2 separate regions of the Homo sapiens genome follow, and region 2 is linked to region 1. Evidence: chromatin loops called from intact Hi-C (ENCODE). Cell type or tissue: endothelial cell of umbilical vein. All regions are shown on one strand. Each heading gives the region's core, and the rest is flanking DNA. Links, peaks and the distances in the headings are about the cores only. Region 1 has its middle 30 kb from the start of UGCG. Region 2 overlaps LOC124902249 (a long non-coding RNA gene).

Region 1 (12,010 bases), core at 2,195-10,194:
TTTTAAGGCTGAGTAATATTTCTCTGTGTGTGTAACATTATCTTTATCCATTCATCCATCAATGAACACTTAGGTTGTTTCCATATCTTGGCTTTTAATGGGATATACTCCCAAACATATCCCATTAAAAAATTGTAAATAACACTGCAATAAACATGAGCGTGCAGATATCTTTATGAGGTGGTGATTTCATTTCGTTTGGGTATGTGCCCAGAAGAGGGATTGTTGGGTGATATTGCAGTTGTATTTTTAATTTCGTTAGAAACCGCCACACTGGTTTTCATAGTGGCTGCACCAATCAACATTCCTACCAAGAGGGTCCAAGAGTTCCCTTTTCTCCACACCATTTATTCCAGCGTTAGTTGTCTTTTCACTTTTCGTTAATAGCCATCCTAATGGGTATGGAGGTGGTATCTCACAGTGGTTTGATTTGCCCTTCTCTGATGATTATTAATGTTGATCATCTTTTCATGTAACTGTTGGCCATTTTTACATCATCTTTGGAGAAATGTCTATTCAAGTCCTTTGCCAATTTTTAAATCAAGTTATTTGTTTCTCTGTTATTAAGTTGTATGAGTTCTTTACAACTTTTGGACCCTAAATTGTTGCCAGATACATGACTTACAAATTAGTTGTCCTTAATCTATAGGCTATATTGTTGATTATTTTCTTTGTAATCCAGGAGCTTTTTAATTTGATGTAGTCCTGGTCATTGATTTTTGCTTTTGTAGCCTGAATTTTTGATGTGATATACAAAAAAATCATGCCAAGGCCAAGTCCAGGAGATTTTTCCTATATTCTCTTCTAGGAGTTTCATAGTTTCAGGTCTTAAATGTAGGTATTGTATCCATTTTGAATTGGTTTTTTTTTTTGTATGATGTAAGATAAGAGTCCTATTTCATTCTTTTGTATGTGGAAATGCAGTTTTCCCAGTACCATTTATTAAAGAGACTATCCTTTCCCCCATTATGTCCTCTTGTTACCCTTCTCAAAAATCAATTGACCGTATGTTTGGATTTATTTCTGGGCTGTCTATTCTGTTGCACTGGTTTATGTGCCTGTTTTTCTGCCAGAGCATGCTGTTTTAATTACTATTGTTTTGTAACATAATTTTGAATCCAGAATTGTGATGCCTACAACTTTGTTTTTCAAACAGTAATTTAAAAATATTTTGGGGACAGCTGCAGTGGCTTACACCTGTAATCCCAGCACTTTTGGAGGCCAAAGCAGGAGAATCGCTTGAGTCCAGGAGTTCAAAATCAGCCTGGGCTCTTAGGGAGACCTGCCTTCACACACACAAAAATTTTATTTTAATTAGCTGGGCATGGTGACACACACCTGTAGTCCCAGCTACTGGGGAGGCTGAGTTGGGAGAATCACCTGAGCCCAGGGGGGTTAAGGTTCAGTGAGCTGTGATTGCACCACTGCACTCCAGAGCAACAGCAAGACTCTGTCTCAAATAAAATAAAATAAAATAAAATAAAATAAAATAAAATAAAATAAAAAGCTGGGCACAGTGGTTCATGCCTGTAATCCCAGCACTTTGGGAGGCCAAGGTGGGAGGATCACTTGAGTCCAGGATTTCAAAACCAACTTGGGCAACATGGCAAAACCCCACCTCTACAAAAAAAAAAAAAAAAAAAAAAAAAAAAGTTAGCTGGGTGTGATGGCTTGCACCTGTAGTCTTAGCTACTCAGGAGGCTGAATTGGGAGGATCATCTGAGCCCAGGAGGTCGAGGCTGCAGTGAGTCATGATCGCACCATTGCACCCCAGCCTGGGTGATAGAGTGAGACCCTGTCTGAAAATATTTTTAAAAATAAATAGGCTGGGTGCGATGGCTCATACCTGTAATCCCAGCACTTTGGGAGGCCAAGGTGGGTGGATTACCCGAGGTCAGGAGTTTGAGACTAGCCTGACCAACATGGTGAAACCCTGTATCTACTAAAAATACAAAAATTAGCCGGCTGTGGTGGCAGGCACCTCTAATCCCAGCTACTCTGGAGGCTGAGGCAGGAGAATTGCTTGAACTCGGGAGGCAGAGGTTGCAGTGAGCTGAGATTGCATCACTGAACTTCAGCCTGGGTGACAGAGTGAGACTCCTTCTCAAAAATAATAATAATAATAGTAAATTAAATAAATAAACAATTTTTGTTGTTGTAATTCTTATTTTTGACTCTGAATGCAATTTTTTATCTGGCTGCTTTCAAGATTTGCTCTTTAAACTTTTATTCTCAGAAACGGTTGACTATGGGTCAATCAAACTTGGGTGATTTTGTTTTTGTATTTGTTGTTGGTTTTTTTTTGTTTTTTTGTTTTTACCCTGCCTGCAATTTTTCTGGGCTTTGTGGATTTATATCTTATGGTTTTTCATTAATTTTAGAAAATTCTTGACTATAATCTCTTCAAGCATTCCTTCTTCCTTGTTCTCTCTTCTCCTTCTGTTTCTCTAATTACACATATATTAGACTTTTTATATCATATTTTGAATACTCTCTTCTGTATTTTTCACTTTTTTTCTGTAAGGTTTCAATTTGGACAATTTCTACTGACTTATCTTCAATTCTCATTCTTTCCTTTGGCGTATCCAGTCTGCTACTGACTGTTGAAGGAATTCTTCATTTCTTTCATTTTTTTCTTAGCATTTCCATTTGACTCTTTATATTATTTAGTTTTTTAATGAAATTTACTATCTGTTCATGCATATTGTCTACCATTTTCACTAGATCTTTTAACATATTAATCATAGTTGTTTGAAAGTCCCTATCTGATAGTGTCAACATCTGGCTCATCTCTATCTGGTTCTGTTGAGTACTTTATCTCTGGGCTTTGATTTCTGTATAATCAAATTTTTTTATTGAATGTTAGACACTGTGCATAGAAAAACAGAAAAGTCTGAGTTAATAGTGTTTATGGCCAGAAATAGGTATAGCTTTCTATGGTCAGGCAAATATGGTGGGGGATTGAGTCAATCTAGTCATAAATTGAGCTGGATTTGGATTTTGTTGTTTTTACCTTTAGTGCACCACAGGCTTTATACCCTCCAGCACTGGCTGTTGTTACCTTATGCTTATAGGGGGTCCTAGGGTGCTAGAAAATTTCTCTCCATTTTCTTGCTCCTCTCTCAACTTTCAGGAGTTCCTATATGCCTGTGCCACAAAAAGAGTCTCTCTCCGTGCCCTTATACCTCTCCAAGTAGTAGACTGCTCTTGCTTGTTACTTGGTACTAAGCTTACAGAATCAAGAGAGTTCTTTGTCATCCTGATCCAGCCTAAGTCTTAGGCAGGCCCTGTGCTCAAAGCTTGGGCGTCTCAGCATGCCTGCCTTCTCTTCCTATTTCTGCATCAGCTTCCTGGGTCAGTTAAACTCTGCCCTGTATTTGTGGTTGGTCTTGGCCATGAGAGTTTCTTACACTTCCTTTAGGGCAGGTGACCTCTACTTGGTTTTGGTGCAGAATTCTGGGCCCTCAAAAAGTTTCCTATTCCTTCCTCAAGGGCAAAGGATTTTCGTTTCTATACTTCCCCCAGCAGCAATAGGTCTTTGCCTTTGTCAGAGAGGTAAGAGGTCCTTCTGCCACTGCAGAAGCAACCAATTTTGCCTCCACTCCTCTCCCAAAGGAATGGAATTTTGCCTGACCCTGAGAGTGGAAAGATTTACCGTCCCTCTCCAGTGGCTTAAGGCTTTTGTTTCCTTTGAGAGAAGGGTCTTGGGAATTGGGTCGGCTTTTGTGTCTGTTTCCCAAAAGCAGCTGATCAGCTCTCCTTCTTCACACCTGCACCCCCAAGGGTGGGGCTCCCATTGAGTATCCTCTCCTGTTTCTATCTTTCTTATGAGTACCCATTGGAGGCCATGGAATAGAGTTTGGCACTGAGTGCAAACTTCCCTTGTATCTGGGGCTTCTAGTCATTCCAAATTAATGCATGAGGCCAGGGATGGTGGCTCATGCCTATAATTCCAGCATTTTGGGAGGGCGAAGTGGGAGCCCAGGAGCTCAAGACTAGCCTAGACAACATAGTGAGACCTTGTCTCTACAAAAAAATTATTAGCCATGTGTGGTGGCGCACACCTGTGGTGCCACTACTCAAGAGGCTGAGGTGGGAGGATTGTTTGAGCCCACGAGGTCAAGGCTGCAGTGAGCCGTGATTGTGCCACTGACTCCAGCCTAGGTGACAGAGCCAAGATCCTGTCTCAAAAACAAGAAAAAACCAACACTCCCCCCGAAAAAGCCCACCACCACAACAAATTAGCATACTAGATCACACTTGGCCTGGAAGAATTGTTAATATTTTAGCTAATTTTTTCCTACCTGTTTTTATGGCAGTAACCTCTTTCTCTCATGATTTATCAAAAGTGAAAAAGTTTATGTGTCCTCAGTGGACTTCGGGGACTCAGGGGGAAAGGGTGGGAAGGAGGTGAGGGATGAAATCCTACAAATTGGGTGCAGTGTATACTGCTCAGGTGATGCATGCACCAAAATCTTACGAATCACCACTAAAGAACTTACTCATGTAACCAAAAACCACCTGTTCCCCAATAACATATGGAAATTAAACAAAATTAATTTAAAAAAAAAGAGTTTATATGTCCCACCTCTCTTTGGAGTAGCTTGTCACTCTTTGGAATTTAGTTTGCCTGGTTGCCTTACGATCTTAGTTCTGTGACAGGCTCAAGAAAGGTCATGATTTTATAGATTTTCTGGCTTTTTTTGTGTTGTTATAGTGAGAGTTGTATTCCCTTGAGGCTTTCTGCATTCTAAGTGGAAACAGAACTCTCTCCTATAGCTTCGTCACCAAAAGGATGCTTCAATTAGGAAAAGCCCCCAGATAAGAATCTGATTGGCCTAGTCACACTTGGCCTTCATCACATGCTCTTTCCCGCACCAATCAGTTCTCACAGAGGATGGTCCTATGATTGGCCTGACCTGGGATGGGGGCAGGAGATTTGGGATGTCTTACCAGAGGAAGGGGCTAAAAAAAATGTCTAATAAACAAAAATAGTCACCTAATGGTATAAATACAGATGTTTTATAAAACTATTTTTTAATGAAAAAAGCAACATATGTACATGGCAAAAAATTCAAACAGTATAAAAGGAGCCTACAGTGAGAAACAATTCTTCCTCCCAAATCATACTCCAGTCATCATCCTCAGAGGCAACCATTGTTAGTTTCTGGAATATCTAACCAGAAAGCATCTCTGCATGTACAACACACACACATGCAAACACATACCTCTACTTGAAATAGATGCTTTCTTAATCAAACCTCCACTTAATTCGTAGGATTCACCAACACTCTTCACTTTCTCTGTAAAACACACAATGAATAACTATGGTATCCATACATCTTTCTACCAGGTGAGTATGTTGGCTAGGTGTGGTGGCTCACACCTGTATTCCAACCACTTTGGGAGGCCAAGATGGGTAATTGCTTGAGCTCAGGAGTTCAAGACCAGCCAGGGCAACATGATGAAACCCTGTCTGTACAAAAAATACAAAAATTAGCCAGGCATGGTGACACATGCCTATAGTCTCAGCTACTCAGGAGACTGAGGTGGGAGGATCATCTGAGTCTGGGAGGTCGACGTTGCAGTGCGCTGTGATCTTGCCACCGCACTCCAGCCTGAGTGACAGAGTGAGACCCTGTCTCAAAAAAAAAAAAAAAAAAAAGTCAGTGTGTTTATTCTAAGCCCATTATGCCAACTGTGTTTATTATGATATTTAAGTAATTCAATGAAATGTAACACAAACTGATGAAAATGAGTGCAAAAGAAACCATTGTTTGTACGAAATGTTTTGGAAAGACTTGCTAAAGGTGAGTTCTTTCAAAAAGTGTATGAAATTAGCTGTGGAAGAAACAACTACAAATTATTTGGGGAAAAACTGAAAAATCAAGAAGTTTATGTTGATATTACTTTAAGGGTGTTTAAGTCTCCATTCTACTTGGAAAATCACAAATAATATTATTAAAATTAGAGTGTTACTTTAAATGGAAAGCTTAGGGCCAGCCACAGTGGCTCATGCCTGTAATCCCAACACTTTGGGAGGCTGAGATGGGCGGATCACCTGAGGTCAGGAGTTCGAGACCAGTCTGGTCAACATGGCGAAATCCCGTCACTACTAAAAATACAACCATTAGTCAGGCATTGTGGTGGGTGCCTGTAATCCCAGCTACTTGGGAGGCTGAGACAGGAGAATCACTTGAACCTGGGAGGTGGAGGCTGCAGTGAGCCTAGATTATGCCACTGCACTCCACCCTGGACGACAGAGTGAGACTCTATCTCAAAAAAAAAAAAAGCATAAAAATGCATTTTATGTGTTGTTTATGTAAGAAAGAGAATATGAAACTAATCAATAAATTCATACCCGAAGAAAAGGTTTTAAATTAAAATTAAATTGTTACATTCAAAAATGTATCATTTTAAAGGATTTCCTGGGGTTGCTTTTACTAACTTTTTGATTAACCAACCAACTGATTGTCTTTACTTCATTAGATAAAAGGATGTCTACTCTGTGTGTATGTATGTTTGTACGTATGAAAAAGGAAATGAAGAGTACTAGTGTGTGAGAGTGTATGTGTGTCCACACATGCGCATGCATGCTCGCTAATGTTAGTGCTCAGCAGTCAGGAAATATGTCTCTAATGAAATGATATCTGATGAGAAACCTGAAGGAAGTGAGTCATCCATGCAAATATCTGAGAGAAGAGCATTCCGGGCAAAGAGAAGGAGTGCAAACATCTGATATATACACGTGATGGTGGGCAACTAGAAAACTATGTAACTGACTGATTAAAAATTGAATTAGATGATGTGAAAGTTTCTCCAAGATACATTACACTGTATTATGCTATACAGTATAATAAAATCAAGGCATATGTTATGTTTGTATTGAACTTGGACTTTAGAACTTCATGTCCTATATAACTGTACAAAATATATAAATAAAAACTATTAGGAATACAAAACAAAATGTCAAGAAACAAACGGTGTAATAGAAATTGCAATTCAACACCATCAGTTAGTAACATTAAGCAGACAGTGTTCTAGTACATTTGTGCTGCTATAGTAGAATATCTTAGACTGGATGGCTTATAAATAACAGAAATTTATTTCTTGTAGTTCTGGAGGATGGGAAGTCCAAAATCAAAGCACTGGCAGATCTGGTGTCTTGAGAAGGACAATTCTTGGTTCATAAATGGCTGTCTTTTCACTGTGTCCTCACCTGACAGCAGACATGAGGGTGACCTCAGGAGTCTCTTTATATGGACACTAATCTCATTTATGAGGGCTCTGCACTCAGACTTAATCACCTACCAAAGGCCTTACCTCCTAATAACATCACACTGGGGGTGACGATTTCAACATATGAATTTTGTGGAGACATTAACATTCAGTCTATACAAGATAAAAATAAATTGGGTTTGAGAATTTGGATAAAATAAATATAAGTAAACTAATGAGAATATAATTTGTACCCTAATATGTATTTTATAATTTTTATTAATAATAAATTTATTTACAAATAATTATACATTTCTCTGATCTCTTTTTAGAGTTACACTTCTTATTTCTATTTTGCATCTTGCAATATTGACTAGAACTTTCAGATCTATATTAAAATGTAGACTAAAAGTTATTTAAGCCCTAAATTATTTGACCACTGTCTATCACTCTATTTCATATTGTACTAATATTCCCTTCTGCCACAGATCACAGCAGTATTATTTATGACAAATTAAGGGGATGAAATGATATTAACCTTGGTAATATTGATACAGATGATAGAAATTATGTAGGCAGATTGTAAGGGCAACAGAATCCTCAGCAGAATTTCCCTTTTAACGAAAAGCAGCCCCCAAATCATTTCTTTTCTAATAAAGAGCAGCCTGAAAAATTGAGCTGCAGACATAGATAAGCAAGCTGGAAACCTGCACAGGTGAATGCTGGCTACCTGAGGGCCAGGCATGTTCAACTTGGAGGCTCTATCTTCCCTTTTCTTTGTCACCACATGTACAGTAAAAAAGCAGGCAACATGGTGCCAGCCAGGTAGATAACCCCTCTGCATAATAAAAGACTAGTGTGGGGAGGCCAGCTTCTTCAAGCGCTATGCAAACGGCACACCTAGCCCTGACCAGTTCTTCACGCACTATGCAAATGACACACCTGGTCTGACCAATCTTTCGTGCCCTATGTAAATCAGACACCGCCTCCTTAAGCTCATCTATAAAACCTCCTGCCCTTCACCGCAGACCAGAAGACCTGCTTGGGACCCCCCCATCTCTGCAGGAGAGAGCTTTTCTCTTTCTTTTGCCTATTAAACTTCCACTCTTAACCTTACTCTGGTGTGTCTGCATCCTAGTTTTCTATAGCTGTGAGACAATGAATCGCGGGTATTTATCCCAGACAAGGATACCACTTCAGTATCAATGTAGCTGGCCAAAGTTGGGATGTGGAGGGGAAGAGAAAATGGAGGAAATATAGAAAGTAAAACTAGGGTTAGAAGTAAGAATCTATAAAAGTTTTTTTTTAAAAGAAGGAACAGCGGGGGTAGGGAGGGGGCTCAAGACATACACTTTTAATTTTCTGTGCTCTGTCGCATTTTAAAAAATTTGTAAATCATATTCCTGTGTTACTGTGATAATTTTTAAAGAAATAAAAGTAAAGGAAAATATTGAAACCCTGAAAGAAACCCTACTTTGTCATAGTGAGTAATTCTATTAATTTGTGGGTGTATTTGTTATTCTAGCATTTTATTTAGAATTTTCACATCTTTCTTTTTCTTTTTCTTTCTTTTCTTTTTTTTCTTTCGAGACAGCCTCACTCTGTTGCCCAGGCTGGAGTGCAGTGGTGCCATCTCGGCTCACTGCAACCTCCCTCTCCTGGGTTCAAGCAATTCTCGTGCCTCAGCCTCCTAAGTAGCTGACATTACAGGCTCGTACCACTACCCCCGGCTAATTTTTGTATTCTTTTTTTTTTTTTTTTTGAGACGGAGTCTCGCTCTGTCGCCCAGGCCGGACTGCGGACTGCAGTGGCGCAATCTCGGCTCACTGCAAGCTCCGCTTCCCGGGTTCACGCCATTCTTCTGCCTCAGCCTCCCGAGTAGCTGGGACTACAGGCGTCCGCCACCGCGCCCGGCTAATTTTTTGTATTTTTAGTAGAGACGGGGTTTCACCTTGTTAGCCAGGATGGTCTCGATCTCCTGACCTCATGATCCACCCGCCTCGGCCTCCCAAAGTGCTGGGATTACAGGCGTGAGCCACCGCGCCCGGCCTAATTTTTGTATTCTTAGTAGAGATAGGATTTCACCATGTTGGCCAGGCTGGTCTTGAACTCCTGACTTCAAGTGATCCATCTGCCTCAGTGTCCCAAAGTTCTGGGATTACAGACATGAGCCACCATGCCCCACCTAGAATTTTCATATCTATTTTCATCAATAAGTTTGGTTTGGCTAGTATTCTTTTTGTACGTGCTAACTCTAGTTTGGGTCTGAGGATTATGTTAGGCTTATTTAACAAAATGGGAAGTTTACCAATTTTTTTCAATACTCATTCATTAATTCATTTATTTACTTAGTCAATAAATCTTTATGTCATGTTAGGCATAATTTTAGGTTTGGGGGCCGCTATGATCTGAGTGTTTGTGTTTCTCCAAAATGTATAAGCTCAAACCTAATCCCCAATGTGAGGTTTTTTGAGGTGGGGCTTTTGGGAGGTGATGAGGTTATGAGGGTGGAGCCGTCATGAACTGGATTCGTGCCTGTGATAGTGTGAAGTATCTATTTGGTCTTCAACCCATTTTCTGCCATACAACTCCTAAAATCCTTCAAATCTCCAAAGTGATGTCTTTTCATATGCTAATGATTGACTGATGGCTGGCAGCCCCCAGGCAGTCTCAGGATGGAGGCTGGTCACCAGAAAGACCAAGGCAAGGTTAGAGGTTTGGGACTTTCACCCCATCCCTCCATTTCTAAGGAGGGGCTGAAGGTTAAGTTGATCACCAAGGTCCAGTGATTTAATCAACCTTGCCTACATAATGAAGCCTCCATAAAACCCCAAAAGGATAGGGTTTGGAGAGCTTCCCAATAGCTGAACACATAGAGGCTTACAGAAAAGTGAACAAGAACTCATCCACATGCCAGGAGGGTGGTGCACCTCAACTCCGCAAGGACAGAAGCTCCTGGGCTCAGGATCCTTCCAGACCTTCTATGTATCTCTTCTTCTGGCTGTTTGTATCCTTTAATATATCCTTTGTAATAAACCAGTAAACATAAGTGTTTCTCTGAACCCTTAATCAACTCAAAGATGAGGTTGTGGAAACCTCAGATTGAAACCAGTTGGTCAGATGTTCTGGAGGCCTAGACTTGGGACTGGTGGGAAGGAGGGGGTGGTCTTGTGGGACTGAGCCCTGAACCTGTGGTTTCTGAGGCTCTCTTCATCTAGATAAGGTCAGAACTGAATTGACTTGGAAGACACCCAGCTGATGTTTGCTGCAGAATTGATTGCTTGTGTGCTGTTGGGGTGGGGGAACCCCCACACATTTGGTCACAGAAGTCTGTGTTGATTGTTGTAGAGTGAGAGGATAGAACTCTTTCCCCCCGCCCCTCACAGTGCCCTTATAAAACAGGCTCAAGGGAGCTTATTCGCTCCTTCCACTATGTGAGGACACAGCAAAATGCCCTCTATGAAGCAGGGAATGGGGTCTCACCAGCCATCAAATCTACAGTTGTTTGACTTTAGACTTCTCAGCCTCTAGAACTGTGAGAGATAAATTTCTGTTGTTTATAAGCCACCCAGTCCATGATATTTTGTTACAGCAGCCTGGGTGGACTGAGACAGGCTACAGCAGTAAATAAGAAAGACGAGGTGCCTACATCCATGGAGTAGAGCTTTCATTCTTGTGGAGTCCTAACTAGGGAGAAGGAGTCAGGCTGCTAGGACCAGGGGAAAGCAAAAAGAAAAATCAGATAAGCTGTAAGTCTACCTTTGTTCATGGTCTAGGACACACAGCCCTCCCTGCACAAATAACTCACAGTCTTTCTGTGCCAGCTATCAGCAGACCCCTGGCTGATAGGAAAATGCAAGTTAGCTCCTGCAATACTGGCGCTATCAGAACTGCACGGAGCCGTCTCCAGCACAAGCACCATCGTATGAAATCCCCAGCAAGCCTTTGCCTTCTTGCAGTCAGCTCCTCTCTTGCTGACTTGCGCATTGCTCTCTTGCGATGTATTTTCTCTAACAGATCTGTCTTTCTTTACCTACAACTGTCTTGGTAAATTCTTTTTACTGCCTGTGCCACCAGCCCCAGATAGCACTATCTGCAACAATTCTGAATTGAGAGAGTCAGTAAATAAGGAGATAAATTAATATGTTTTTAAAAATCAGGCATAATAAATACTTGCCAGAAAATGAAAACAGTGATAACTGATGGTCTGAGGAGGTGGTATTTAGGCTGAGATTCAAACAATAAAAAAGGAGGTAAAAAACTCCTACTTCAAGTGCCATGCAAACTTTATATGTTGTACCACTGCTATAATCAGAAAAATAATTTCACTGAATTAAAGATCATGTATTCTGTGTATGAGCACACAATGAAATTATTTTCTTACATGGAAAGTAACACCCTTCTACACACACAAATAGTCTCTCTTTGGATGGGAGTATAAATTCTGTTGTTCATTAACCTAGTCAGTGTCTAGCAAACAATACACCCTATATTTCTTTCTTGTACAATTTTACTGAAAATCAAGTGACATAAGTAAAAAATCTATGGAGACAAAGTGTCTGCATCACCAGAGTTTTCCATGTGTGACCTGGAGGATCACTGTGTCATTCTGTTCTGCTCTTAGAGTGACACAGTGACTCCTCTTACTTTTAGGAGACTTCTCTTCTATTTTCCCTATGCAGAACATACCCTGTCACTACAAATATACTAGATAGACTTGCTCTAGTGAGAATTAACTTAATTTTAAATAATCACTTACAGTTTGGAACAGCTACCTTTGCTACTTACACAA
Region 2 (12,010 bases), core at 1,473-9,472, 60 kb before region 1:
CAAATAAGTTACAGAGAAGCAAAAATTTGATCAGATAACTCATTTATTATTTCACCAGATTAACCACACCAATGGGAAGTCTAGCTGTTTGGACCACAAAAGCCACAACATAGCACCACTATGTACTTAATGGAAGGTGAACCAACTTGCAAAACAAATAACATCCAAAGGTCTAAACTGCAAATTCAAACTAGAATAAGTTATAATAAATGTCTCAAATATCCAGGGTAACAAAACATTATCCTTATAAAATGTGGAAAAACTATTATTTCTTTCTCTCACCAAAATAAGGCTTAATGTTGTTTAAGGTATCCTTGATTGCTTTTATGCCTTGTATTTAAAAATGAAGGAGATGGGCATTGGACTAAACTTGGGAAGAAGGATGTTACATTAATAATAATTTCATGGCCGGGCACAGTGGCTCATGCCTGTAATTCCAGCACTTTGGGAGGCTGAGGCAGGCCGATCACAAGGTCAGCAGTTCAAGACCAGCCTGGCCAACATAGTGAAATCCAGTCTCTACTAAAAATACAAAAAATTAGCTGGGCGTGGCGGTGGGCGCCTGTAATCCCAGCTACTCAGGAGGTTGAAGCAGGAGAATGGCTTGAACCCGGAAGGCAGAGGTTGCAGTGAGCGGAGATTGTGCCACTGTGTTCCAGCTTGGGCGACAGTGCGAGACTCTGTCTCAAAAAGTAAAAATAATAATTTCATATGCAAGAAAAGTCATTTTACGAAAAGCTGAAGGTAGACCTTTCCCATAAATAAAATGATTTTGTAAAACAATTCTCATAATTTTATATTTTTAATTTAGACTTAATCTTGTATCTCAGAATGTAAACTAACATGATTTTTGAATACCTACTATGTGCTCAGTATGTACAACTTCAGGAGAAAGACAACTTGTGTTGTCTCTTACAGGAAAGAAGAATAGCTAGAAACAGTAATGTTATTGACCACCAACTGACCATCTATTGATCATTTAATATACTATTGACCACCTTCTTTAACCTTCTTCTTTGTTTTCTGGCTTCCTGGATTATTTCACCTGTTCTGTGCCTGGGCTCTTTATCATCTTGGAAGAAAATAGCAAAACCAGGAAATCAGGCTCGTTAGTTACACTACAAATATATGCTGTGCATATATTTAGCACAGCATATATTTGTAGCTAGACCTTCAATGCCAGTTGTCAATCATTATTTCCCTTCATTTGTTATAGAGAGAGTGTGTTGGTATATGCCAGCAATATTCTAGGTGTGAGAAATAGAGTCTCAAACAAGACATTATCTATGTATTTATTTATTTAGAGACAGAATCTTGCTCTGTCACCCAGGCTGGATTGCAGTGGTGCGAGCTCAGCTCACTGCAACCTCCGCCTCCCGGGTTCAAGCGATTCTCCTGCCTCAGCCTCCCGAGTAGCCTGGCTAATTTTGTATTTTTAGTAGAGTCGGGGTTTCACCATGTTGGCCAGGCTGGTCTCGAACTCCTGATCTCAAGTGATCCGCCAGCCTCAGCTTCCCAAAGTGCTGGAATTACAGGCATGAGCCACTGCGCCCGGCCCTATCTCTATTTCTAAACAGCCCCTTATCATATTCTAACAACATCTAGACCAGTGGTTCTCAATTGGAGGTGAGTTTGTCCCTCAAGCGGACATTTGGGCATGTCTGAAGATGTTTTTCTTGTCAAAACTCGGGGAAAGCCAGCCTGGCTATGCGGCCCCCACCTGTTCCTGCTACTCGGGTGCGGCCTTCACCTGCCAGGCCCTTCCCCGCTAGCTTGGGGCAAGCAGAGTTGCATCCAGTGGAAATAAAGCCGTTCCAGGATTATTGAAAACTGAGTAGCAACCTTGGGGGTCCTGGGTCATCACATACTCCCCCAAATGGAAGGTCCTTCTCTGGCATCAATTCCCGTCTCAAGGCCCCGCCTTCAACCTACGGTGGTCCTCCCCTGAGTAAGGGTCTTCAGGCTCTATCACGGTGGTGGAGTCTTCCGCACCCAGCGCATCGACCTTCACCAGCAGGCCTCCCCACCAGATGTCCTCCGCTGGATGCCTAAGCCTTGGGAGCAACAGGGCCTCCTTGAGAAGAGCCTTCCCGCCGGGCAGAGGAGCTTGGGTCCCGAGGGGACAAGGAATCTGGGTTGCCCTCATCCCCAGAGCTTGTATATAGATTATAAATATGTAAGGGGGAAAGGGGTGGGTTGGGAGGGGTTGTAGGGCTGGAGACCCACTTCCCCTCCTCCCCGTTCCCCTGGTCCCCTGTCTCTGGGGATGTTTGTTAACAAAGAGTAATAAAATGATTTAAAAAAAAAAAAAGGGCCAGGTGTGGTGGTTCACGCCTGTAATCCCAGCACTTTGGGAGGCCGAGGTGGGCGGATCACGAGGTCAGGAGTTCAAGACCAGCCTGGCCAACATGGTGAAACCCCGTCTCTACTTAAAGATACAAAAAATTAGCCAGGCATGGTGGCACACTCCTGTAATCTCAGCTACTCAGGAGGCTGAGGCAGGGGAATCGTTTGAACCCGGGAGGCGGAAGTTGCAGTGAGCTGAGATGGTGCCATTGCCCTCCAGCCTGGGGGACAAAGCGGGACTCCGTCTCAAAAAAAAAAAAAAAAAAAAAACTGGGGGAAAGGGTCCTGATATCTAAATAGGTAGAGGCCAAGAATGTTACTAAATGCCCTGCAATGAACAGAACAGACTCCATGCTCCCGGAGAATGATGTGTTCCAAAATAAGAATAGTATTTACTACTGATTAAAGGAAATTTAAGAAATCTTGATCTAGACTAATCTAGTCCCATACTCTTCACACTCTTCTAGTCGTATATATGAAACCTACCTCATTTCCTGCAGGTGACCTCACATTCTGCTTGAGTGGGAGGTTGTCTCTTTTTATCTCATAATGTCTATTTAGCCTCATTTGGCATTTTCTTACTCTCTTCTTTCTGTTTTCGTTCTAAGATATTCTCTTTCAATCTCTGTGACTTATCTTATTCCCCAAATTATTTATACTGACAAAAATGCATTCTGTATCACAGAATACAAACAGATAAAAAGGCAGAGTACTATTTCCCTTAGATGCAATATCTCATCCCCACTCACCTCCTCCAGAATTTAGTTCGTAGGTGTTTTCCTGTCATGTACATCTTCATTTCCTCTCCTATAATGGATTTTCTGTGTCTAAAACGTGGTTCATTATATTCTATCCTAAAATATTTTCTAACACTCTTATTTTGAACCTTCTACTTTTAAATTTTTCTGTATTCCCTATGACTCCACTACCTCTTTCCTAGACTACTGTAATTTTCTCCTAGCTGTTCTCCCAGCCTCTAATCTAGTGTACATAGTGCTGTAGAATAAAATTATATTCACTACTCTAATTAAAGTCCTTCAGTAGTTAACCAATAATAACTTTGATATGTCAAGCATCTCCTATTTTCAAGGTACTAAGCTTGGTACTTAGGTTAGTATTAGTCTCTCTATTATATGAAAGAGGAAACTGAGGTTTAAAGAGGTCAAGTGGCTTGCTCAAAACTGCATAGCTAGGAAGTGAGGGGCCAACCCAAGTCTAATGCCAAAGTTTGCACATTTCATACAACTCTATTTCCTAAGGAATGAATTCTAAACTCCTTAGCGTGGTCTTCAGGACTCTTTGTGATTTGGTTCCAAGCTTTTTCTGGCTACTGCTGACCTTCGTCCACCCCACACTATTGTTAAATTACTGTTGTTTTCCCTATACTATCTTTGCTTTCATTTCTCCTGTTTGCCCCTTCTCATATTGTATTGTCTTAGTCCATTTTCTATTGCTTATAACCAAATACCTGAAAATGAGTTATTTATAAGAAAAGGAACTTATTTTTTAGTTATGGAGGTTGAGCAGTCCAAATCAAGGGGTCGCATTTGGTGAGAGTCTTCTTGCTGGTGGGAACTCTGCAAAGTCCCCAGGTGGTACAGGTTATCACATGGCCAGGGGGATTAGCATGGTAGATCAGGTCTCTCTTCTTCTTAAGAAGCTACCAATCCCACTCCCATGATAACCTATTAATTCATGAATGGGTTAATCCATTCATGAAGGCAGAGCCCGCATGATCCAATCACCTCCTACAGGCCCCTTCTCTCAATACTGCCACACTGGGGATTAAATTTCAACATCAGTTTTGGAATGAACAAATATTCAAACCATAGCATATACCCTCTATCTACATTATCTTTCTCACACATCCCCATAGGTCCAAGCACTTACCCATCTTTCAAAGCCCAATTCAAGCTTCCCAGCTAAATTCCCTGATCTTCTCTGATCGGTTCTTTTGTTTTTACTGGTAGAGCTTTTCTCACTTTCAAATTTTGTTATCATTAATTGTATGTATGCTCTTTTGTCCTTCTTCTACTCAGGCCTCCTTTAGAGCAGGGAATTTGTTATGTGATGTAACATTTTTGTGTAGCATTTTACAAACACTCTTTCACGTGTGTTAAGAACGTGGCAAAGAGTCGGAGCTCAGTAAATGTTTATTTGGTTCTAATCTTCATAGCAACTCTCCAAGGTATTATTATGCTTTACTAATAGTAAGGAAACTAAAGCTCAGAGATGTTAAGTGACCTGCCCAAGGGCATAAATGTTCCAGGATGACACAAGCTCCAACTGGAAAGTTCTGTCTCCAGTTGAAAGTTATTTCTACTACCTTACCTATGGCATCAGAGTTTTGTTTCCCCATGTATATCCTATCTCGATACCGTGGTAAATGTATGAGTAAATGTCTGTTAAGATTCTTTCATGAGAATCATGAGAGATTTATTGGTCACCAAAAAGAAAAGTATTTGAGGATATGACTCATTCTCACACGTAGTATTTATTATTCACTTACACAGAAGGAAAACAACCCTCCCATTCTGATAAAATATCTTAGGCAACATTATGTTGAGGTCTGTATTCTCCACGTAAGAACACCAGTGTTTACACACCTTTAACAAACAAGCTCTTATATTTCATTTAAAATCAGTAGCTAGTAAGAAACTTGAGGAAATAATTTTTTCATCTTTTTTCATTTTTACGTAGCCAAATTATCATTCTCTTTCTTATAGTTTCTGCCTTTAGGGCCATATTTAGAAACTTTTCCAGCAGTGGTGTGAGTTGCCAGCAACTCAATCACTTTGCAAGTGTACAGCTGCCTCCCTGTCTCTGCTAATAGAATCTTCAGCTATACAGACAACTCTATGATGAGCAGAGGGCCTCTAATAATCTCTAGTCCTAGTTGTATTGTATAAAATCCTTGTCCTTGGAGAGGGCTGAGCATTCTGTAGGTCCATGCCAATGGGAAGAACCTCTTACCAAAGACTTACAATAATGTGGATATCAAGGAAGCATAAAAAGCCAACGGTAGAGTGAAGAGCCAATGTGGATAAGTTTGAGGGGTTTAAAATGTCATCAAATCCAAAAGGCAGGCTAGAAATAGATTTCCAAACACTGGATATGCAGACCTAGTGATCACCAAAGTGTGATTACTTAAAACTATGCCCTTGCCAGGTGCAGTGGCTTATGCCTATAATCCCAGCACTTTGGGAGGCCGAAGTGGGTGGATCACTTGAGTCCAGGAGTTCGAGACCAGCCTGGGCAACATGGTGGAATCCTGTCTCTACAAAAAATACAAAAATTAGCTGGGCATGGTGGCGCATGCCTGTAGTCCCAGCTACTCAGGAGGCTGAGATGGGAGGATCGCCTGAGCACAGGAGGCAGAGATTGCAATGAGTCAATGTCGTACCACTGCACTCCAGCCTAGGTAACAGAGCAAGATCCTGTCTCAAAAATAAAATAAAATTATACCCTCAAATTCTTTGACATTCCTCTGATTTAGGGGTAGATCTGTCCCTTCCTCTTGCATCTAGGTAGGCTTAGTAATGCATCAACCAACAGAGTATGGTGGGAAATGAGGCTGTGGATATTCAAGGCTGGGTCAATGCAGTTTCTGATTCATTCACTCACTCTTAAAGCCTTGAGCCATACAAGAAGCCTGACTAGCCTGAAACTAACAAGCTGTAAGAAGCCAAGTTATATGGGGCTCTGGTTCTTAGCCCTCATCTTCAAGTCATTCCAGCCAAAGTGTCAGACGTGAGCAAAACAATTTTCAGATTATTCCAGTTTGGTCATTTTGCTCCTTGTAGGGAGGTTCCTCAGTGACTAACACAAATGTCTCTGGATTGGTTCCTTCCCTTTCATATCATTCTGGTCCAGAGGTTGGCAAACTATGGCCTGTGGGCTAAATCCAGCCTGCTGGCTGCTCTTTGTATAGCATACTAGTTAGGAATGATTCCTACATTTTAAAATTGTCATGATCATTTGGAGGAGAAGAGGCACTCTGGCTTTTTGAGGCTCCGGCGGTTTTTTCATTGATTCTTTCTCATCTTATGAGTTTATCTACCTTAAATCTTTGAGGCTGCTGACCTTTAGATGGGGTTTTTATGGGGACTTTTACTTAAAATTCAGTTAAATTAAAATTGTTACATTTTAAATGGTTACACAAGTACCTTCATAATATCCTTGATCTGTCTCTTTGGCCTGCAAAACCTAAAATATTTGCTATATTGTCCTTTACAGAAAAAGTTTTGGCTGGGAGTGGTGGCTCACCCCTCTACTTCCAGCACTTTTAGGCAGGAGGACCACTTGAGGCCAGGAGTTTGAGACGACCCTGGCTAACATAGTAAGACCCTGTCGAAGAAGAAGGAGGAGGAGGAGGAATAAAAAAAAAGCCTGCAACTTCCTGATTTAGTCCCCCATATAGAAGAGGGATGGAATAAAATAAGAGATTATTGTGAGGCCTATCTAGATAGTATTGACTTCAGTACCCCAGAAACAGAAATTAGACAGATAGGAACTATTGAGACGAATCTCTCTAAGTGTGACATAATGCTCAATAATCTACTTTAAACTTCTGTATTTCTTTCTTCAAGTCCTAATTTCCCAAGGAAAATGACATCCTTCTTGCTCCTTAAGGAAGACTTTGATATTCCAAAGAGATGTACGTCCTATGTTGCTGAATTATTTCATAATTCTAGAATGCTGGAGCCACAGGGCATTTAGGGATTTTCTAGTCCAACCCCTGTTCCATATTGAAGGAGGCTAGGCTAAATGGCCTAAAGAACATGACTACTGTGAAAGGAAAATTAATCTTGGGACCCCCAATCACTAAGCTAAAGGGAAAAGTCAAGCTGGGAACTGCTTAGGGCCAACCTGCCTGCCATTCTATTCAAACTCACCCTGCTGCTCACTGAGATGAATCCACGTCTGATCACCTCCTTTGGAGAGGCTAACCAGAAACCCAAAAGAATGCAACCATTTGTCTTCTATCTACCTATGCCCTGGAAGCCGCCTCCCTGCTTCAAGTCTTCCTGCCTTTGCTTTGAGTTGTCCCACCTTTCCAGACCAAACCAGTGTTCATCTTGCATATGTTGATTGATGTCTCATGTCTCCCTAGAATGTATAAAACCAAACTGTGCTCTGGCCATCCTGGACACATGTTGTCGGGACCTACTGAGGCTGTGTCACAAGTGCACGTCCTCAACTTTGGCAAAATAAACTTTCTAAATTAACTGAGACCTGTCTCAAATTTTCAGGTTCACACTACTCATCTAGAGTAAAAGTCCTCATGAATTCACTGCAAGACAAGAACACAGGAAAGCAACTACCACACAGAAGAGATGTGGACCCCAAAACGTTGGTCTCTTACATCCAACCAGGTGTAATTGGCAAGTAACACAGAGCCAAGCACTACACCTGAGACATCCTCATCACAGTCACAAAGACTGAATCTAAAACTTTGTCAGTACCCTGTGACTTATGGATGACTGTATTTGCTATACAACAGTGTGCTGGTATAGATATAGGGGTGGTGTGGGTGGGCGTGGGCACTAAGTTGCTAAGTAGTCTGCGCTTACTGTCCCTAATTGTTCCTGCTAAATTCAGGCATCCTTAAGGTCCTCTGAGAGAAGAAAACCCTCAAATCTTATTGAAGAGAGGCTCTTATTTCATATTCTCCTTCTCTTCTTGCATCTTTTCCCCCATGCTTTCTTCTCTTACTATCTTCTGTAAAAAAATTTTCTCTCTACTTCTATTCCTGGTCTTCCTTGCTTTGACTCTTCCTCCTCATATTCATGCCAAACTGTTTTTATTTAATTTATGCCTATAATCCCAGTACTTTGGGAGGCCGAAGTGGGTGGATCACTTGAGTCCAGGAGTTCGAGACCAGCCTGGGCAACATGGTGAAATCCCATCTCTACAAAAAATACAAAAATTAGCTGAGTGTGGTGGCACATGCCTGTAGTCCCAGCTAAATATTAATATTTAATATTAAATAAATTAAATATTTCTGTATTTATTTAACACAAATGATGGGTTGCTTCTAACTGGAGTAGCAGGTGAGAGTTTGGACAAAGGGAAATGATCTGCAGTAACAAGGCAGAGACATCTGAAAGTCTAGGGAATATATTGAAAAATGTGATGAAAAAAATTCATTGATTTACCAATACATATCATGATGGCTGAGATGAGAGGAAGTTGAGAAGCGTATAGCTCTTCCCAAAGGAAATATATACAAAATATCCCAAAGGATATGCAGCAGACTCATCCTTTTAATAATTTCCAAGTAAATAGTCAAAAACCCTGCTTAGGAAAAACTCAGAAAATATTGCTTCCACTGGCTTCAGATGGCCTGCTGAATTCCTATGACTCTGTAGACTTCCACTAAATCCAAAATTGAGGAAATTTAAGGGACACTGCATTAATAGTATAATCACCCCATGCTTTCTGATACATGCCAAGGTTCTTCTTAGCTGAAAGTAATTTGACCTGGCTATTTGCTAAATGGTTCAAGTCTGAATGCTGGAAGATTTAACTAACTGCCTTGTGAGAACTACCTAAAGCTGATGCCATGTGGGTAGGCTTGTCCTGTAAGAATTGTTGAACCAGCCTGCTTACTGCTGAAACCTCCTTTGCAAAAATTATAAATGAGGAAATTATGGCAGTGAAAGAGATCAGACCTAATCCACTCCATCCTGCTTCTAACCTTTAAGCCATCTTTGTTCATTCCTAGCTGTAGGCTGAACTAGCCTTGGGAAGGAATTCAGTTCATGGTTTGACTCTGAAACAAAATTGATAATAGCGCTTTCCCCAAAAGACCTCCTTCTTGCCTGGGGACCAGTCTGCCTTTGTAGGACTAACAAATTAGCTACAAGATTAGAAATTATGGTTTAGGGGTCATGCAGCCTCTGGCTATAAGAGTGGGAACCTCCCCTATTGCTTCTAGGGATAACATCACTATTGCGAAACCTGAAATTAGTGCTTGAGATATTTTGTAGACCCTGCACTTGATGGATCAGCTGATACCACCTAGACTGGCAATCTGGCTCAACCAGTTCTGTGATCCCATCCAGGAACAGAGCACAGCAAGAAAACCTCACTTGATCCCCTGTGATTCCATCTCCAACCTGACCAATCAGCACTCCCCACTTCCTGAGCCACTACCTGTCAAATTATCTTTAAAAACTCTGACCTCCCCCTTCCATGCTCAGAGAGACTGATTTGAGTAATAATAAAACTCTGGTCTCCAGCACAGCTGAGTCTGTGTGAATTACTCTTTATTGCAATTCCCTTGCCTTGATAAATCGACTCTGTCTAGGCAGTGGGCAAGGTGAACCCACTGGGCGATTATACTACTACCCACTTTTTTGCTGCTGAGCTCAGCTGTCTGGTTGGGCTTCTATCCAGTGCCTCCTCTATTCCAACAGATGTATCCGTCTTACATAATAGGACTATTCTCAACTCAGACCATCCTACCTCTACCAATGAGTTGTGAAGGCAGAACACGTGACCAAAAGAAAAAAAACAGAAGCAGAAGAAGAAAGTTTAAATAACCCCTACACAATCTGATTTTGGATTTCAACTAAGAAAATAGCATTTTATCTGATAAAATGATATATGATTTCAAAAATCCTACTGAAGCTAATTTCTCTAATTCAACTAATTTGAGAATGCTTGTCAGAACCTTCTTAGAGTGGTGCCAACAACATTTCTATACTCACTTGTATATGAGAAAGTTTAGGCAGAAATCAGAATTTTGATTTGCTAAAATGTAATCTTTGATGGTTAAAAAAATTCATTGTTTTTTTTTACATAAACATTAACATGAAGCCAGACTTTGGAGGACTAGATTATGAATAAGGTGGCTTTTTAAACTTATTGTTTAAATCTCACACTTTTGAGAATGAAAAAAGCAAATTAATAATCATGCCAGGGCAATGGGAAAAAACTGAGGCTGTTGCAGTCAAGTCAGGAAGTTCAGTCACTCTAATTATCAGCCACATTTTGTGAGAACGTATTCAGAATTTCCCGTGTGGTAGGAGAAGGGATGCTGGAGAAATTTTCTCCCTGCATCTGCTTTCTCACTTCCCTTCCTCATTTCCCTAGAGTTCCCTAATGTCTCCTCCAACATCCTCAGCTACTTTTTCTCATCTTTATTCACTAGAATGTGAACTGAATTTGACATAAAAATGAAGCATCAAAACTAGTTTCACAGCCAGGCACTGTGGCTCATGCCTGTAATCCCAGCACTTTGGGATGTAGAGAGGGGCAGATCACCTGACGTCAGGAATTCAAGACCAGCCTGACCAACATGGCGAAACCCTGTCTCTACTAAAAATACAAAAATTAGCCAGGCATGGTGGCCCGTGCTTGTAGTCCCAGCTACTCGGGAGGCTGAGGCCTGAATCTGGGAGGCGGAGGTTGCAGTGAGCCGAGATCACGTCACTGCACTCCAGCCTGGGGAACAGAGCGAAACTCTGTCTCAAAAAAAAAAAAAAAGAAAAGAAAAGAAAAGAAAAAAAAAACATCTAGTTTCACATATACTTGAACTTCAGTGGCTGACTATCCTTTGCAGCAAAACAGGTGTAATTTTTAGGAAACTCAAGAGTGGCTACCAGTGTGGCTGCAGATGGTACAGCATTAATGTAAAAGATACATCTGTATATCCTATTTTTCTTTAGAGAAGAAATTTCATACCCCCTTTCTGGCATGTAAAAAAGCAACAGTATTAGAAGGTTAATTAGAAGTTGAATGAAGTTTCATGCAGACTAGCTTGTCGATCAACAAACTTGACCTGATTCTATCTTATCTATGTGGCACTCACGTGGATTCTCATATCTCCCCCAAGCAAAAGGAGAACAATCTGCCTTATTCACAGCATTTGTGCTGAATGCCTGAGATGCACATGCCATGCATGTCACAAGGCAATCATGTCTTCACAAAGTTAGAGAAAGAGGTAAACCTATGATGGCTGGCCCAGTGACCCCTAGGGACTTCAAGAAATCCCAAAGGAAATGCAGCAGACTCACTCTTTGAATAAGATGTCACCCTTTGAAGAAAATGTCAGCAACAGAAAAGTCAGAGGTAGAGCAACGATGGGAAGAAGATGTGCTTTCAAAAAACTTTTGAAAAGTGGCTTTTAAATAAAGTGGGAAAAAGCATGTCTTTACTTACAACTTAGACAAATACCAGCTCTCAAGCTTCTATGTGAACAGGGTCTGTTAATGAAGTTGTCTTCAATGTGTCTCCAGATGTGTCTCAGGCACATGAGAATCATCGTCAGAAGAAAGAGGGAGCCACCCTTTTGACAGACGTTGCAACGTAATAATAATGACAGAATTATAAATAAGTAAGTTATGATAAAGAATAGCCAATACTTACCTGGAACTTACTATGAATCAGGGACTGTCTTGAGTACTTTTTCTGTATTATTTCAAGAAAACCTGGGCTTAGAGTCATGCAGGCCTAAGTCTGAGTCCTGGTTCTGTTACTTTTTAGCTGTGTGGTCATGAGGAAGGAGTTTCTTAAACTTCTTTAATATTAAGTTTCTCCAAATATAAAATACTCTTAGGGTTGTTGTGGAAACAGATTAGATCAGGTATGCACAAGCACCAATAGGGTCCGTTTCCTCTTGTGTTGGACATTGCAAGCCTTCAGATGATAAAACTTG

The links. A loop is a pair of places that touch in the nucleus more often than their neighbours do. Peaks named below come from ENCODE experiments on the same cell type or tissue, not always from the same donor. Only the 100,000 strongest peaks of a DNase experiment are listed, where the experiment ranks them.
Region 2: it touches region 1 in a loop (4-fold over the local background); 3 of 110 quality-filtered maps call a loop at or near these places.

What each region holds. Positions count from the first base shown.
Region 1 is chr9:111,860,519-111,872,528 of GRCh38, forward strand. No RefSeq gene overlaps it. Among named protein-coding and RNA genes, the nearest start is that of UGCG, 30 kb to the right of the region's middle. RefSeq lists an enhancer at 7,794-8,313. In endothelial cell of umbilical vein, for the core only: no CTCF peak of the experiment used is centred there; a DNase peak (open chromatin) is centred at 6,663; H3K27ac peaks cover 375 bases.
Region 2 is chr9:111,801,282-111,813,291 of GRCh38, forward strand. LOC124902249 (a long non-coding RNA gene) reads left to right here. Exons shown (of 2, transcript XR_007061734.1): 2 at 1-783. Among named protein-coding and RNA genes, the nearest start is that of SHOC1, 12 kb to the left of the region's middle. In endothelial cell of umbilical vein, for the core only: no CTCF peak of the experiment used is centred there; DNase peaks (open chromatin) are centred at 3,620 and 4,820; H3K27ac peaks cover 2,219 bases.